Regions from separate parts of the Homo sapiens genome. Here region 1 is linked to region 2. A link is an interaction called in ENCODE POLR2A ChIA-PET data of the cell type or tissue named here. Cell type or tissue: A673. All regions are shown on one strand. Links, peaks and the distances in the headings refer to the core of each region. The heading gives the core; the rest is flanking DNA. Region 1 holds the start of EOLA1 (endothelium and lymphocyte associated ASCH domain 1). Region 2 overlaps TMEM185A (transmembrane protein 185A).

Region 1 (7,758 bases), core at 2,180-4,679, 78 kb before region 2:
AGTTCAGTGTGTGCTACTGGGGTGCAGCCAGGCACAGTGGTTTCAAGGGAGCACAGCAAGGAACCCAAGAAGGCCCCGCATGTCTGCAGTTGGCTGACTATTGCCCGGGACTCCAGAGCATCCATGGAGGGCCCCACAGGGGAAGGCAGGAGCAGGACGGGTCTAGGGAGGTGAAGGCCGACCTGACCTGCTAAGAGACGAGAAGAGAGGGAGGGGAAAGTCTTGTTCCTGCCAGGACATTGTTAATGAGAGGAGTGAGAAGGCAGCAGGTGAAGAGAGTGTAGCATGGAAGGCAGAAATCAGAGCGTTTTTGGGTTTCGTGCTGACCTGCTATTGGGAATGAAAATCAAGACTCAGGTGCATTCTGGTCCCTTTCTCAGGGTTAGCCGAACACCACCCGCATCCCTGCCTGGCCTGTTGATGCCATTCTTCCTAGGCCCACTCACCGCTGCAGCTGCTTTACTTGCACTTCCTCTCCTCATCCGACCACAGATCAGACCTCTGCTTCTCGCTGCCGCCCAGGGAGAGTGTGCACCTACGTGCACATTGCACCCCACTGCCCAGCACACCCAGGAGTGAGAGTGAGGAGCAGCTGAGAGAGTTGGAAAAGGGAGCCCTTATGTGGCCACCAAGGGCTTCCCTGCTAGCAGCCACACGGTGGCTATCCAGCTCATTATGCGAGTTCTAGTTCTTCAAACAAGAGGCCACGGGAGGAGCAACGGCCACCCACCATCCCGGGGATCCTCATTCATGATTTGAAACCACTCTAAGCAGGTTCTGGGGTGTTCGGCAGAAGCTGGCAACCATTCTTGTGGGGAAGGAACCCAGGAGGGGATGCTAGCATGCATAGGAATTGGAACTGGTGATCTGAAGGTCCCCTGCAGCCCTACGGCCTACATCCCATAAAGAGGGACCCTCTCCTCCTCACCTCATCTCCAGCATTCCTGCTTCCTCGAGCTTCTCCAGGGAGAAGTAGGCGCATCTCACTAGAAAAAACAAGAAAGCAGCCCTTTGCTCATTCAACACTTACTAAGCAGATACTGTGCCCTGGGCACCCAGTTTCAGAAATGAGTAAAACACCGGCCTTGCCTTCAAGGAACTCAAGAGACCCTGCGGCAGCCACAAGTCTTACAGAGCAATTACCACCCTGGGTTGCAAGAGCCTAACGTGGGGTGGGGACGGGGGAGGTACAAAATGCTATCAGAGCTGGAGACGAAAGTCTCTAATACTCGGAGTGGGGCTGTGAAGGTGACTTTAAAGTTGTGCCTTGAAGGAGGCCAGGAGCGCACCAGGACAAGGCCATGGGAACCGCCGGTGCAAAGCAGGGAGACCTGGAACAGCAGGCTGGTGGGGACCAGTGACTGAACAGCACAGCGTGAACCCAAAGAGTGTTTGGCTTAAGGGTGGGGAGAGCTGAGCCGACTCCCTGAACTGCTAGGACTTAAACCTGAGAAGGCCCAGCAGCGTTTTCACTAGAGGATTGCTGGGGACAGATTTGTGACTTAGAAACTGAGCCGATGGAATGTGGACGACAGACCTGAGGGAAGAAAGACAGAGGACTCCAGGTTGCTCAGGAGGCTCATGGAACAGTGCAGGCTCCAGACCACGAGGCCTGAATTCTGGAAGTAGCAGCGGGGATGCAGGACGAGGAGCCGTTTTGTCTCATCAGGCACTCCAGAGGCAGGGACCCAGAACTTGGTTATGAAGTCAATGCGGGAGACTAGATAAGGGGAGGGACAGAGGAGTAAAGCATGGCAGCACTACAGAACCTGAGCCCGTGACTGAGAGAAGAGAGTTTGAAAAGCAAGTTTGCCAGGGAAGTTGGGCTGTGTGCTGGGCGACTTAGGTCGGAGGAGGCAAGACATTAAGAGTGGGGATGTTTCTCATCACCTGCAAAAGAGACGTTAAAGAGACGGTTCCTCCGGACCCCACTGGCAGGCACTGACAGAGCGGCTAGGACACAGGAGAGCAGGCCTGGGGGGCTCAGCCCTGCAAGACTCAGCCTAGAGCTGCATAGACCCCAGTCAAGTGTTCCCGCCCTTCTTGCTGCTTCCGTGCCCTATGGGGGTAGACACTGGAGGTGCAGTTAGGTCGCTGCGGGCAAGTTTTGACTCTTGCCTAAGGGTGCATCACAGAAGGGCCTCAGCTCCCTCCCCCAGCTCCACCCACAGCTCCACCCCCAGTTCGGCTCTGCTTCATTTCACCAGCATCTCCACCCCCAGCTCCTCCTCCGGCAGCTCCGCCCCAGCTGTTCCGCCCCCAGCTCTTCCTCCTCCCAGCACTTAACCAGTTCCACCCACAGCTCTTTCCCACAACTACGCCCTCCTCTTGCAGGCGGCTCCTCCAGAAGCTCTAACCCAGTTCCTGCTGCAGCCCCACCCTGCTCACCCTGCATCTCCAGTCCCAGCTCCGCCTCCTCTAGCCCCGTCCCGCTTCTCCTACCCCTCTGCCCACCCCAGCACCTTTCAGCTCTTTCCTCCAGCTCTGCACTAGCTCCTCCCCCACCATTCTCACCCGCCAGCCTTACTCCAGCTTGGCTCCCCCTTCTCCAGCAATTTCCCGCAGCCCCGCCCCATCTGCTCCCACACCTCTTTGCCACAGCCCCGCCCTGCTCCTCCTCCAGGAACGCCCGGCTTTCCCTCAGCTCCACGCTGCAGCTGAGCTGTGCACCAGGCCCTCCCACAGAGCTTTCTCGTGATTCCACCCTACACCTCCCCAAGCCCCCGCTCCCCTAAGCTGGTTCTCAGGAGTCCGAGGGGTCCTCCCGCAGCTGCTCCTCGCTCAGTTCTCCCATTGCCCCGCCCTGCTCTTCGCGGGGCTGCTTCCAAAGCCCCGACCTCAGCCAGCAGTTTCTCTCAGCCCCGCCCCTCCCTGCCCCGCCCCTCCCCTCCCTGCCCCGCCCCGCTTCTCCCGCGGCTGCTCCCAAAGCCCCGCCCTCGGCCCCCTCCCCAGCAGTTTCTCTCAGCCCCGCCCCACCCCGAGCCCCGCCCGCAGCCCCGACCTGCTTCTCCTGTGGCTGCCTCCAAAGCCCCGCCCCCAAACCTTCCCCAGCATTCTCAGCCCCCCCAGAGCCCCGCCTCTCCCAGCCCCGCCCTACTTCTCACGCAGCTGCTTTAAAAACCCCGCCCCCAGCCCCTCCCAGTGATTTCTTTCTCCCCCTCCCTCCTTCTCTCAGCGGACACCTGCCTCCCCCTGCTGATTCTCAAGAGTCCGCGAGCTCTTCCTGCAGCTTCTCCTCGCTCAGCTCTCCCACGGCCCTGCCCACAATGGTTTCTCTCAGCCCCGCCCGGCCCTGCCCCACACCCCGCCTCTTATCTCAGCCCCGCCCTCAACCCAGCCCCCAATTGTTTCTGTCAGTCCCGCTCGGCCCCTCCCCCAGCTCCGCCCTCCTCCTCTCAGCCCCGCCTCCACCCCCTCCCCAGCGGTTTCTCCCAGCTCCTCCCTGCTGGTATAGCAGCTCTGGGCCCAAAACTCCTGCCTGGTGTCCTCGTCCCACCCTTCCACTTACTCTTCCTCCCTCCCGTTCCTTTTCCTCCTTCCGGTTCTTCGTCGAGGCTGCCGGTCTCGAGGTCCCCTGGCCTTGGCCTGGTTGGCTGGCGCGCATCAGGGCCAGGTAAAGAGAATAGCGTCTCCTAGCAGCCAGGGCGTGCGTACGTGCGTGATGTCGTCAGTGCGTGTCTTCGAGAATGCGAGATTCATAATGTTTGCTGTCTATATGCATGGCTGAGTACGTGCCTCCCGCGTACGTGCGTGGTGTGCATACATGCGTGATTGCGCGCCCACGTACGTTCTTCGTGAAAGGGATGACGGGAGCTGTATGAAAGCGGAAGAGTTATAGACCGCTAACACCTGTCACTGGCCACTGGTTTCCCGGAGTTAGCGGCAACGACCTTGCAGCCTGGACACTAGCCAGGCGCTCCCTCTTCTCACAGCGGCCCACGTCTCCTTGCTTGGGAGCCCATCGTCCTGGCTCCGGTGGCCTCGCTGGGTCTCGGGGAAGCAGAGGACTGTTCATTCCTGTGGCGAAAAGCCGGAGTCGGCCCTAGACACCCACGACTCGCAGGGTCCATGGTTCCGGAGGCCGTGAGACCTGCCGGGGCTGACAGGTGCCAGGGCCCATGCTGCGGGAGCCTGTGTGCTCAGCCTTCTTGCGGACGGTACCTGAGGGCTGGGGTTTCCCTGGATGTGGGGCTGGGAACTCGTGCGGGGCGCGACCGAGGCGCCTTTTCCTGTCCCCTGCTGTCGGCAGGGTCTCGGCTCCGCTCCTTCTAAGCGCGTGTACCCGCGACGTGCGTCTGCGAGTAGAAAGCCCGTGTACTGCTCCACACACAGCGGCCCCACCTCAGTCCGGTCTTCCCTGCCTCCCGTTGGCCCTTCTGCTGTGAGCTCGCCTGGACCTGAGGCCGGGCGGTGCACAGCTCTGTGGCCTGTGGCGCCGTGCTCAGCGTGACCTACCCAGAATTAAGCTGAGGACAATGGGATTTAGAGTCCCAAACACTCGCCCCGTGACAATGGGAGGGGAAGTGTCATTTTTCTCCCTTCGAATGGAGCATGCTTGGCTGCAAGAATGCTGCTCAACATGGTGAAATGATTTTCTGCCCTGCGGGCTGGTGCACCCTGTGGTCCTTGACCCAGACAGGTGCGGAGGGTCCCACTGCTGTGATTAGCAGAACCAAACTGTGATGTGCACATGTGTGTTACTGATAAGACCAGGCCTCCCAGCTCTTCTTGGTTTCCAATGCCTGCTAAGTACATGACCTTCTTAGGGCCATTAACCAGCTTTGCTGTCTTGCACTTAATGACCTTTCCTCTTTATCTTCCTTGTTGTGCAGGTAAAGAAGCTAAGTGGAAGAGTGTTTCCTCCTCTGGCCGTAAAGCAGGTACTCTCTGCAGCACCAGGTAGGAGGGGACTCAACCCCCTTCTTGCCTTTTCAGTTACATCAGTTCCTACTAGGGATTCCACATACACACAGTTGGCGTCTGTTGTGATTTTGTGGTGATGACGAGAAAAGGGTTGGCTAAGAAACTGGGCGGCAGAAAAGAGGCAAACATTCACTGTAGCCATTTATCCCGATGGAAGTGGCCAGGCCCTGTGGGGGACATTCAGCCTCCATCAGAAGTAATCCAGAACCAAGGAACCTGGTTATCTTTGGTCACTCATCAGAAGAATAATCATGCTCAGGGGCCACAAGTGTGTGAGGAAATGGCACCATGGATGGGTTGGTGGAGGGTACACGGGTGAGTCTTTGTGGAAAGTCATTTGCTGGCAGATATCAGCATCTTAGATGGGCGTGCCAGGCGGCCGAGGCATTTCCTTCAGCATGTCTTCACACAGCGAGTGTTAGAGGTAATGTCATTTCTAGTGGCAAAAGTGGGAAGCAACTTGTAACTCTCCATCAGTGGAGGAATGGTCAGGCAAATTATGAGACGACCAACAATGGGATATCACCCAGGCAGTGAAAAACAAGGTAGATGAAGATTGTCAGGTGGAAAGAATGGGCTTGATGTGCTGTCAAATGGCAAACTCGTGCCCTAGCCTGTGCAGATGTGTTGGGAACAGCAGTTTGCCAAGATGGCTGAAACAAAGGACCATAAAAGGGCTGGCTTAAAGAACAGACAATCATTGTCTCGCAGTTCTGGAGGATGGAAGTCTGAAATCAAAGTGGTGGCCAGGTTCGTTTGTTCTGTGGGCTGTGAAAGACAATCTGGTCTGTCCCTTTCTCTTAGCTGCAGGCGGCTGGCCGGCAATCTTTGGCACTCATTAGCTTGTAGAAGCATCTCCCTTATCTCTGCGTTTATCTTCTCATGGTGTTCTCCCTGTGTGCGTGACTGTCTCTCAAATCCCCCTTTTCATAAGGACGCCAGCCACATTGGATGCGGGTCCGCCCTGATGGCTTCAGTCTCACTTGATTGCCTCTGTAATGACTCTGTTTTTATATATAAGGCCACATTTTGAGGTGCTGGGGTTTAGGACTTCAACATACGCATTTTAAGAGGACACAATGCAACCCATCACAACTGACAAAGGCTCTGAGGTAGAAACAAGCTTGGCATGTTCCCTCAGGGGATGGAAGGCCTGTGTGGCTTCAGGGTGGTGAATAAAGGGGAGAGGAGAGGACGTGGCTGGGGTGGGAAACCAGATCAGGAGGGACCTTGAGTGCCCTGAGAGGAAGTGTGGATTCTGTGCTAGTTGGGGCAGGGAGCCCTTGAAAAGTTTCAGTAGAGGAGTGACATAATCTCATTGTCCCTGTACCAAGATCATTCCGATGGCAGTGTGGTCACAAGAGTGCAGAGGACAAGTGCTGGGGGGGGGTGGGGGTGCTATCAGGAGACTTCTTCAGAAGGCAGGGGGTTTTAGGGGATTGGATTGGGATTGTGGCCATAGAGATTATGGAAAGGGATCAGATTCAATGTCGGTTTTGGACACAGTGCCACGGGATGTGGGCCGCAGATGTGGGAAAGAAAGGCAGGGCAGAGAGCAGCTAGGTCTGGGGCAGGAACGCTGTAGCTGGTGATGCCACTCACAGAGGTGGAAGGGAGGTGGACTTGGTGGTGATGGTTGGGGTCCTGAGTATGTACGGGCCTGTCCACCTAAGGCTGAGTCTGAAGGGGGGTGGCCTGCACCACGGGATTCAGAGCAGGACGGTGAGCAACGTGGGGGTCCCAGAAGGAGGGAAGGAGTGTGCCCAGCCATGCTGGGGCTGCTGAGCATGGACTAAGATGAAGACAGGACTGGCATGAGGCCGGCCATGGGTGCTTGTGGGGATAGGTCAGTCAGTGGAGTGGGTGGTGGGGGGGGTGGGGAATAAAGGGAGAAAGGTGGGGGTGGGGGCAGAAGGTTCAGAGAGGAAGTAGAGACTGCGCATGTAGACAGCTCTTCTGAGGTCTCGGCTGTTCAGGGTTGTAGAGAAGGGAGGCAGAGTGGGAGGCGCGCGTGTGCTCAGAGTAGGGATGCTGAGCGAGCATAGATGGTGGCTGGTGGCACCCAGGGCCCGGAGTGAGCCAGAGGAGCAGGGTCCAGAGCACAGCAGGCAACCGGCTCAGCTGAGGCAGCTCACCCCAGAGGCGGGAGAAAAGCAGGAGATCTGGAGCTCAGAAGGCTGCAGTGCAGACTGGGAAAGGAGTGAATACCAGGCAGCTTTGGCCCTATCAGGGCTTTGTCTCATGAGGGTGGGTATATTTTCTTAAAATCATAGAGCGTACTAGAGGTTGCGTTTATGTGTTGAAAGGAAGGACAGAGAGAGGAGTAGGGGCAGCTCAAGGGTGGAGTTCAGGGCCGGGGGCGGGGCCACGGGCCTGAGGGGTGAGGGCAGCCACTATTTCTGACTGTTCTATTAGGTGCCACGTACTGGGCTGGGTGCTCTTGGTGCCTTATCTCCCTTCCTCACAGCCATGTGGAAACTGAGGCATCTCAAGAGTCTATGACTGGGCTGAGGTTCTGGTTTCGAGCCCAGGGTTCCTTCCAAGGCACAGGGCCGTCCTCCATGCAAGAGGAGGGGACCCTCTCCCAAGCCAGACACGCAGGAGGCTGGGCAAGAGTTGTGGGAAGTCAGAGCCCGTGTGACTGTGGGCTGGTGCCTCATTCTCCTCAGCCATAGAGTGGGCCTCACAGTACCACTGACCCTGCTGGGTTACTTGAAGATTCAATTTGATGATCCGAGGATCATGCCATCCCAGAGGCTGGCACGTGGAAGGCATGTGTGTGGGGTTGCTAGTTGTTCTGATTATCATTCTTCTTTTCTCAGCTCAGATTGGGAC
Region 2 (7,758 bases), core at 3,439-5,938:
AAGCTCAACAAATTTAAAAGGACTGAAATCATACAAAGTAAACAAGCACAATGGAGTCAAACTAGAAATCAACAATAGAAAAATATCTGGAAAATTCTCAAAATACTTGAAAATTAAATGCCACACTGCGAAATAATCCATAGGTCAAAGACTATGAAGAAAATTGAAAAATATTTTGGACTAAAGGCAAAAACACAATATACCAAAATTTGTGAGATACACTAAAGCAGTACTTAAGGGAAATTTTAGCATCAAATACTTACATTAGAAAAGATATCAAGTCAATAATCTAAGATTCTATCTTATGAAACTAGAAAGAACATGGAGGTAAGGAACCTCCATGTAAGAAACGGAAGGAAATTTGTAAAAAGTAAATGGAAAGAAGAAAATGATAAATGTAAGCACATTAATCAATAAAATACAGTAAAAAGGGATTAGAGAAAAAAATCAATGAAACTAAAAGCAGTTTCTTTGAGAAAGTAAGAAAATTGGTAAATCTACAGCCAGAATAATCAGTAAAAAAGAGTAGGCTCAAATTACTAATATCAAGAATGAAAACAGGGATATCACTACAAATCCTAATAATACTAAAGGGATAAGTAGGGGATATTATAAACAACTTTATGCCAGGAAATTTCTTGAAACAAAGACATGGAAACTGCAATTCTAGTTAAAACCTTTTTCAGAAAGAAAATGTCAGGCCATGGCAAAATCTACCAAACATTTAATGAGGAAATACCACCAATTCTTCACAAACTCTTGCAAAAAAGATGAGGGGGGAACATTTCCCAATTTATTTTATGAAGCCAGCATTACCCTGATAACAAAACTGACAAAGAAAGAAAACTACAGACCAATATCTCTCATGAACAGAGATGCAAAAATCCTGAAAAGATTTTAGCCAACTGAATTCAGCAATATATAAGGATACTACATTACGACTAGGTGTGGTTTAGCTAGGATTGCAAGATTGCAATCTTGGATTAACATTTGAAAATCAGTTAGCAACCTTCGTGGTATTAGCAGGCTGAAAAAGAAAAATCATATGATCATCTCAATAGTTGTGTAAAAAGCATTTGACGTAATTTGCTACCCATTCAAGTTAAAAGCGTTAAACAAATTAGGAAAAGAAGAGCATCTATGAAAAACCTGCAGTTATAATGCTTAATGGTGAGAGACTCAATACTTTCCCCTTAAGACAGGAAACACAGCAAGTATGTCCACTTCAACACATCTATTCAACATTGTACTAAAGGTCCTAGCCACAACAATAAGATGATAAAAAGAAATTAAAAGAATATAGTTTTAAAAGAAAGAAGTAAACCTGTCATTATCTATAGGCAACATGATATTCCGTGTAGGAAATCCTAAGTAATCTAAAAAAAAGCTAGTAGATCTAGTAAGTGAATTTAACAAAATTGAAGGACACAAGGTAAATTTACAAAAATTATTGCATTTCTATATAGTAGCTATCACAAATTGGAAACAGAAATTTAAAAATATGTATCATTTACTGCAACTTTCCTATAAATTTATAACTATTCAAAAATTAAAAGTTTATGAAAAAATCCACCATTTACAATAGCATCACAAATATAAAACACTTAGGGATAAATGTAACAACATATATGCAAAACCTATATACTGAAACCTACAAAACACTGGTAGGACTGTGGGGAAGCTAATAAACAACAGAAATTTATTCCTCACAGTTCCAGAGGCTGGAAGTTGGAGATCAGGATGCCAGCATGGCTGGGTTCTGGCGAGGGCTGCCTTCTGGGTGGCAGATGGCAGACTTCTCAATACCCTTCACATGGTGAAAAGAGAGTGAGTTAGCTCTCTGGTCTCTTTTTATAAGGGCACTAGTTCCAACCATGAGGGTTCCACCCTCATAACCTAATCACCTCCCAAATGCCCCACCTCCAAATACCATCACACTGGGGACTAGAGTCAACTTGTGATTTTTAAAGGGACACATTCAGTTCATAACTGCCAAGAAAAATTAAAGATCTAAATAAATGGAGACATATACTGTGTTCATAGAACACTCAATACTGTTAAGATTTACATCCTCTGTGTATTAGTTTCCTATGGGTGCTGTAACAAACTACCACAAAATTGGTGACTTAAAATGGCACACATTTATTATCCTGAGGCCAGAGGTCCAAAAAGGGTTTCACTGGGCTAAAACCAAGATGTCAGCAGGACCTACTCCTTCTGGAGACTCTATGGGAGAATCTATTACTTGTTTTTTTCCAGTTTCCAGAGCTGTATTCCCTTGGCTCATGGCCCCTTTCTCTATCATCAAAACCAGCTGCATAAAATCTTCAAATCTCTGTCTCTGTTTCCACCACACTGCCTTCTCCTCTTAATATTATCTCCCTCTTTTAAGGGAACCTGTGATTGATTGCATTTATTGCCCCACTTGGATAACCCCATCATCTCAAGATCTTTAACAGGTTCCATGGAAGTGGGTATCTTTGTGGGTCATGATTTAGCCTACCACACACACCAAATTAACCAAATTATTTTAAAGAATCAATGCAATCCCAGCGAAAATTGGGAGCCAGCAGGTTCTTCTGTAGAAATTGACATACTGACTTTAAAAGTCATATGACAGTGCAAAGGACCTAGAATGGGCAAAACAATTCTGAAAAAGAACAAAGTTGGACAATTTATACTACATGCTTTCAAAGCTTACTATAAAGCTACAGTAATAAACACAATGTAGTACTGGCATAAGAATAGATATATAGAACGTACTAGAGAGTTGGAAAACAGACCCATACATATAGAGTCAGTTAATTTTCCACAAAGGTGCCAAAACAACTCAATGGAGAAATAATTATGTTTCAATAAATGGTGGTACAACTGGATAAATGAGGAAAGTACACCTTGACTCTTAACCTTATAACATATACAAAAATTTATGTGACATGGATCATAGACCTAAATGTCATACACAAAACTATAAAATGTCCAAAACACATATGAAAAAAAAATACTTGCAACCTACGGTTAGGCAAACATTTCTTAGATGGGATATGAAATTGGACTTCTCCAAAATGAAAAACTCTTACTCTCCAAAAGATACCTATCATTAACAAAATGACAGCCAAGCCACAAACTGGGAGACCATACTCTGAAAACACGTATCTGACAAAGTAACCTGTATCCAGTATATAAAAAGGACTTTTACAACTAAAAAAATAAGTGAACAACCCGATTTAAAATGGCCAAAAAATTCAGAGACATCCCATCAAAGAAGGCATACAAAAAGCAAATAAGCACACAAAAAATACTCAGTATTTTCAGATGTTAGGACAATGCAAACTAAAACGACAATGAGATAAGATTACACACACACTAGATCTCTTATATATGCTGGTGGGAATGCAAAATAGTACAGCCACTTTAGAAAACATTTTGGAAGTTTCTTATACAGTTAAGTGTATACTTATTCTATGGCCCAGCAATCCCACACCTAGGTATTTTACTCAAGAAAAAGGAAAACGTATGTCCACACAAAGGCCTGTATTCAAATATTCCAAGAAGCTTTATTCATAATTGCCACTGGTAACAACTCACACATCCATAAACTGGTGAATGGTTAACTGAATTTTGATATATCCGTTCAATGGAATACTAATCAGCAGTAAAAAGTAACAAACTATGGATGACAACAACAACATTGATGAATCTAAAATGCACTATAAGTAAAATAATTCAGATGGAAAACACAAGATAGTGTACAATGCTACTTATTTGACATTCTGGAAAGGGCAAAACTCTAGACACAGAAAAACAGATCAGTGCGGTTACAGATAAGGAACAGAAAGCTCAGATGTTAAATAACTTGTCTAAGAGCTCAGAGTTGGGAGTCAAACCATTTGACTCCAAAATCCTTCTAATTGAGTATTATACTATACCGGCTTTACACTGATAAATGAACATGTTTAGAAAAGCATCTGTATAAATATCTGCTGAGCAGCTAACAGGTCTCCACTCGGGAAGATTAAGGATAGTCTTTATACTCTTTTGCTTATGATATCTGAGTTTTCTGTAAGGTACGTGTACTGTTTTTGTACTATGAAAAATAACATAAGAAACTTCGATTGGAAAAAAGGGAGGAGGGTTGTAAGAAGACTGGACCTACAAAATTAAACTTGGAAGCAAGCCTCCCAGAGAGAAAACTACGCTGGGAAGATCATGAGATTCAGAGGGGTTGCTAAAAAAATATACATAGCATCATTGTGTCATGGTATTCTTACCCATAAAGTTAGGGCAATAATATGTACCTCATAAGGTGGCTACGAATATAAGATAATGAGTATAACAAGTGCTTTGTATAAAGCACTAAATCAGTGGCTCTCAAAGTTTTTAGTATCAAAAATTTTGACGTTTAACTCTTAAAAAGAACTCCTTTTCAGTTCTAACACTTACTGAGGATCCCAAAGAGCTCTGGTTGATATGGGTTATCCCTATTGGTATTTAATATTTACGATACAGTTGTTATTCAAAAAATATCTACTCTTCGAAGGTAATAATAAACACATTACATACTAACATAAATAACATTATTTAAAAACATTTCCAAAACCAACACAAATTTAGTGAGAGTAGCGACACTGTTTCTACAGTTTAGCAAAATTTTTAATGTATGATATCATAGAAGACACCTAGATTCTAATATCTATATTTACATTCATTCTGTTGCAATACATTGTTTTGGTTCAAGTATACAAAGAAAATCTGGCCTCACAGAGATCTGTAGTTAGAAAAGAACTATTTTAATAGCTCTTTCAGATAATGGTAGACGTTCTTCAACAGGACACTAAAACTCAACAAGTGGTAGTTTCTTAAAGGTTAACTATGATGTGGAATCTGAAATCGTATCAATGACCTTTTTGTACTCTGCTACACTGAAATCCACTGGTCTCTCTTATACTTTCAATGAATCTTTTATCCCAGCATTATTGTATAATGCAATGTAGGTCGACTGGAAAATATTGGTTTACTGAGTTATAAAGATCTTTCAAATGTTGACACATTTCATATACAATAGCAAAAAAAATCACATTACTTACTATCTTCACCAACTTCATCAGAAATATTTTAATTACTGGGAGGTTGTCAAGCTCATGGTAGCAGATACAACTTTTCAAAAATTCTGGTTTTCCCATGAAAGATCAAATTTTACCATTTACAAAAAATACCATGAGTTGTTTTCCTTGAAGTTTTGCTTCCTGCACTTTCTTTTTTTGTGTGTGTGATAGAAGCATCTTTTATTATAGTATTTTTGTCTTTTTTTTTCTTTTTTTTATTATTATTATACTTTAAGATTTAGGGTACATGTGCACAATGTGCAGGTTAGTTACATATGTATACATGTGCCATGCTGGTGTGCTGCACCCATTAACTCGTCACTTAGCATTAGGTATATCTCCTAATGCTATCCCTCCCCCCAACCCCCACCCCACAACAGTCCCCAGAGTGTGATGTTCCCCTTCCTGTGTCCATGTGTTCTCATTGTTCAATTCCCATCTATGAGTGAGAACATGTGGTGTTTGGTTTTTTGTCCTTGCAATAGTTTACTGAGAATGATGATTTCCAATTTCACCCATGTCCCTACAAAGGACATGAACTCATCATTTTTTATGGCTGTATAGTATTCCATGGTGTATATGTGCCACATTTTCTTGATCCAGTCTATCATTGTTGGACATTTGGGTTGGTTCCAAATCTTTGCTATTGTGAATAGTGCCAGTTAGAATGTCAATCATTAAAAAGTCAGGAAACAACAGGTGCTGGAGAGGATGTGGAGAAATAGGAACACTTTTACACTGTTGGTGGGACTGTAAACTAGTTCAACCGTTGTGGAAGTCAGTGTGGCGATTCCTCAGGGATCTAGAACTAGAAATACCATTTGACCCAGCCATCCCATTACTGGGTATATACCCAAAGGACTATAAATCATGCTGCTATAAAGACACATGCACACGTATGTTTATTGTGGCTTCCTGCATTTTCAAGAAAATGTCTGCCAAACACCATAACACAAATAACCACAGTCTTGTCTGTCAGTTGTCCTTCCAAATAAAAATGATACTCCATGAAAACAGCAGCTTGTAACTCAGGCACACACGTTTTTCCTTGAGTCAACCATTGCACTTCAGCATACAACAGGCCTTTATGCATTCTTCCCATTTCATCACATGGAATATTAAACTAGATGTGCATTCAGGGGTCAAGATTAAATGAGATTAATATTTTTCTGCTTTATCAAGGACATTCGTAAGTGAAGCTGGCATTTTTTTTTTAACTGCAAGTCCAGCACGTGGTGGTGAAGAATCCAGTGACAGAAGACTAGTGCAGCTGGTGCCACTGTCCTGATTTGTGCTCCAGCACCAGCTGTTTGATGCACTACTTTTGTACCACCAGTGCCAATGTCGACCAAGGCAAAGAATGTCTTAGTATTATAATTTTGACTTTGCAGATACCTGGAAAGGGTCTCAAGGCCCACTCCCAAGGTCTGTGGGAAACAGTCTGATAACCAGCGTACTCAATACACATTAGCTAATAATATTAATACTCGAAAACAAAAACAGGCTTTTATAAGCTGCTACAAAGAAAGAACATTTAAAGAAACCAAGATAAAAATGACTTCATCCCTTAGACTTTGGACAAGAAGAGAGCCTGTGTCAAGGTGATTCACAAGTTAATAGAAATGGAGTTATCACCACAATTACAGTACACAATTAGTAGAGGCAGAAGTTTTCTCTCTTAAAGCAGAGGGAAATATTCCAAAATCTAAAAAAATCAGAACCAATTTGTCAACTAAAGCCTGTGGCTACAAATATAATTACCAGAAACAATGGACTTGAAAACAGACTATTTAAAAAAGAAATTAGTGGATTCAAACATTAACAAATGCTAAGATAATGACGACACAGGATTCATATGTAAATTAGATAACATGTACAGGTAATTTTTATCCTAAAGGATTTTCAGACTATAAATAAAAAGTAAATTGGTGGGGGGGGGTGGTAAATGCTGTAAGCTAACTTCATTATCCTCTGTAAAACAGTTTCCTTATTTAATAAAAAAAGAGAGTAGTGGAACTAAAGAAAAGAGAAGTACCAAAATGTTTTAAATGTTGGAAAAGGGATTATTTTATGTGGTTTTTGACATAATTTAAAGGAAACTTAAAATTTTATGTCTATTACATGAAAAATAGAAAACAAGATAAACTTACAAAAGGACCCACAAAATATAATTCATGATTCAAATACTAGGGTTAGAAAAATATACATGAGCTGAATGTTCTCTTATTAATTTCCTATTGCTGCCATTCAAAACTGCCACAAACCTAGTGGTTTAAAAAGCATAAACCTAGTGGTTTAAAAGGCATAACCCTTACAATTCTGGAGGTCAGAGTCCAATATGGGTCTCGCTGGGCTAAACTTGAGGTGTCAGCAGGACTATGCTACTGAAGGCTCTAGGAGAGAATGTTTCTTTGCCTTTTCTAGCTCTAGAGGCTGCCACATTCCTTAGCTCATGGCCCCTTCCTCCATCTTCAAAGTCAACAATGGAGAATGCAGTTCTTCTCATACTGAATCACTCTGACCTCCTTTTCTGTCTCCCTCTTCTATATTTAAGGGCCCTGTAATTACATTGGGCTCAGCCAGAGAATCCAGAATAATCTATTTTAAGGTCAGCTGATGAGCAAACTTAATTCCATCTGCTACCTTAATTCCC

What was found. Peaks named below come from ENCODE experiments on the same cell type or tissue, not always from the same donor. Only the 100,000 strongest peaks of a DNase experiment are listed, where the experiment ranks them.
Region 1: POLR2A ChIA-PET joins it to region 2 with 11 read pairs; 3 of 35 experiments call an interaction of 5 or more read pairs at or near these places.

The regions. Positions count from the first base shown.
Region 1 is chrX:149,537,187-149,544,944 of GRCh38, forward strand. It overlaps EOLA1 (endothelium and lymphocyte associated ASCH domain 1), which reads left to right and starts at 3,826. Exons shown (of 5, transcript NM_001171907.3): 1 at 3,826-4,157; 2 at 4,833-4,899. EOLA1-DT (EOLA1 divergent transcript) reads right to left here and starts at 2,566. Exons shown (of 10, transcript NR_027455.5): 1 at 2,515-2,566; 2 at 1,538-1,720; 3 at 929-986; 4 at 447-592. RefSeq lists silencers at 1,977-2,056, 2,807-3,116, 3,127-3,196, 3,229-3,419 and an enhancer at 4,167-4,376. In A673, for the core only: no CTCF peak of the experiment used is centred there; DNase peaks (open chromatin) are centred at 2,395, 2,505, 3,125 and 3,695; H3K4me3 peaks cover 1,468 bases; H3K27ac peaks cover 2,108 bases.
Region 2 is chrX:149,614,187-149,621,944 of GRCh38, forward strand. The region is part of intron 1 of TMEM185A (transmembrane protein 185A); the gene reads right to left. Among named protein-coding and RNA genes, the nearest start is that of TMEM185A, 14 kb to the right of the region's middle. In A673, for the core only: no CTCF peak of the experiment used is centred there; no DNase peak of the experiment used is centred there.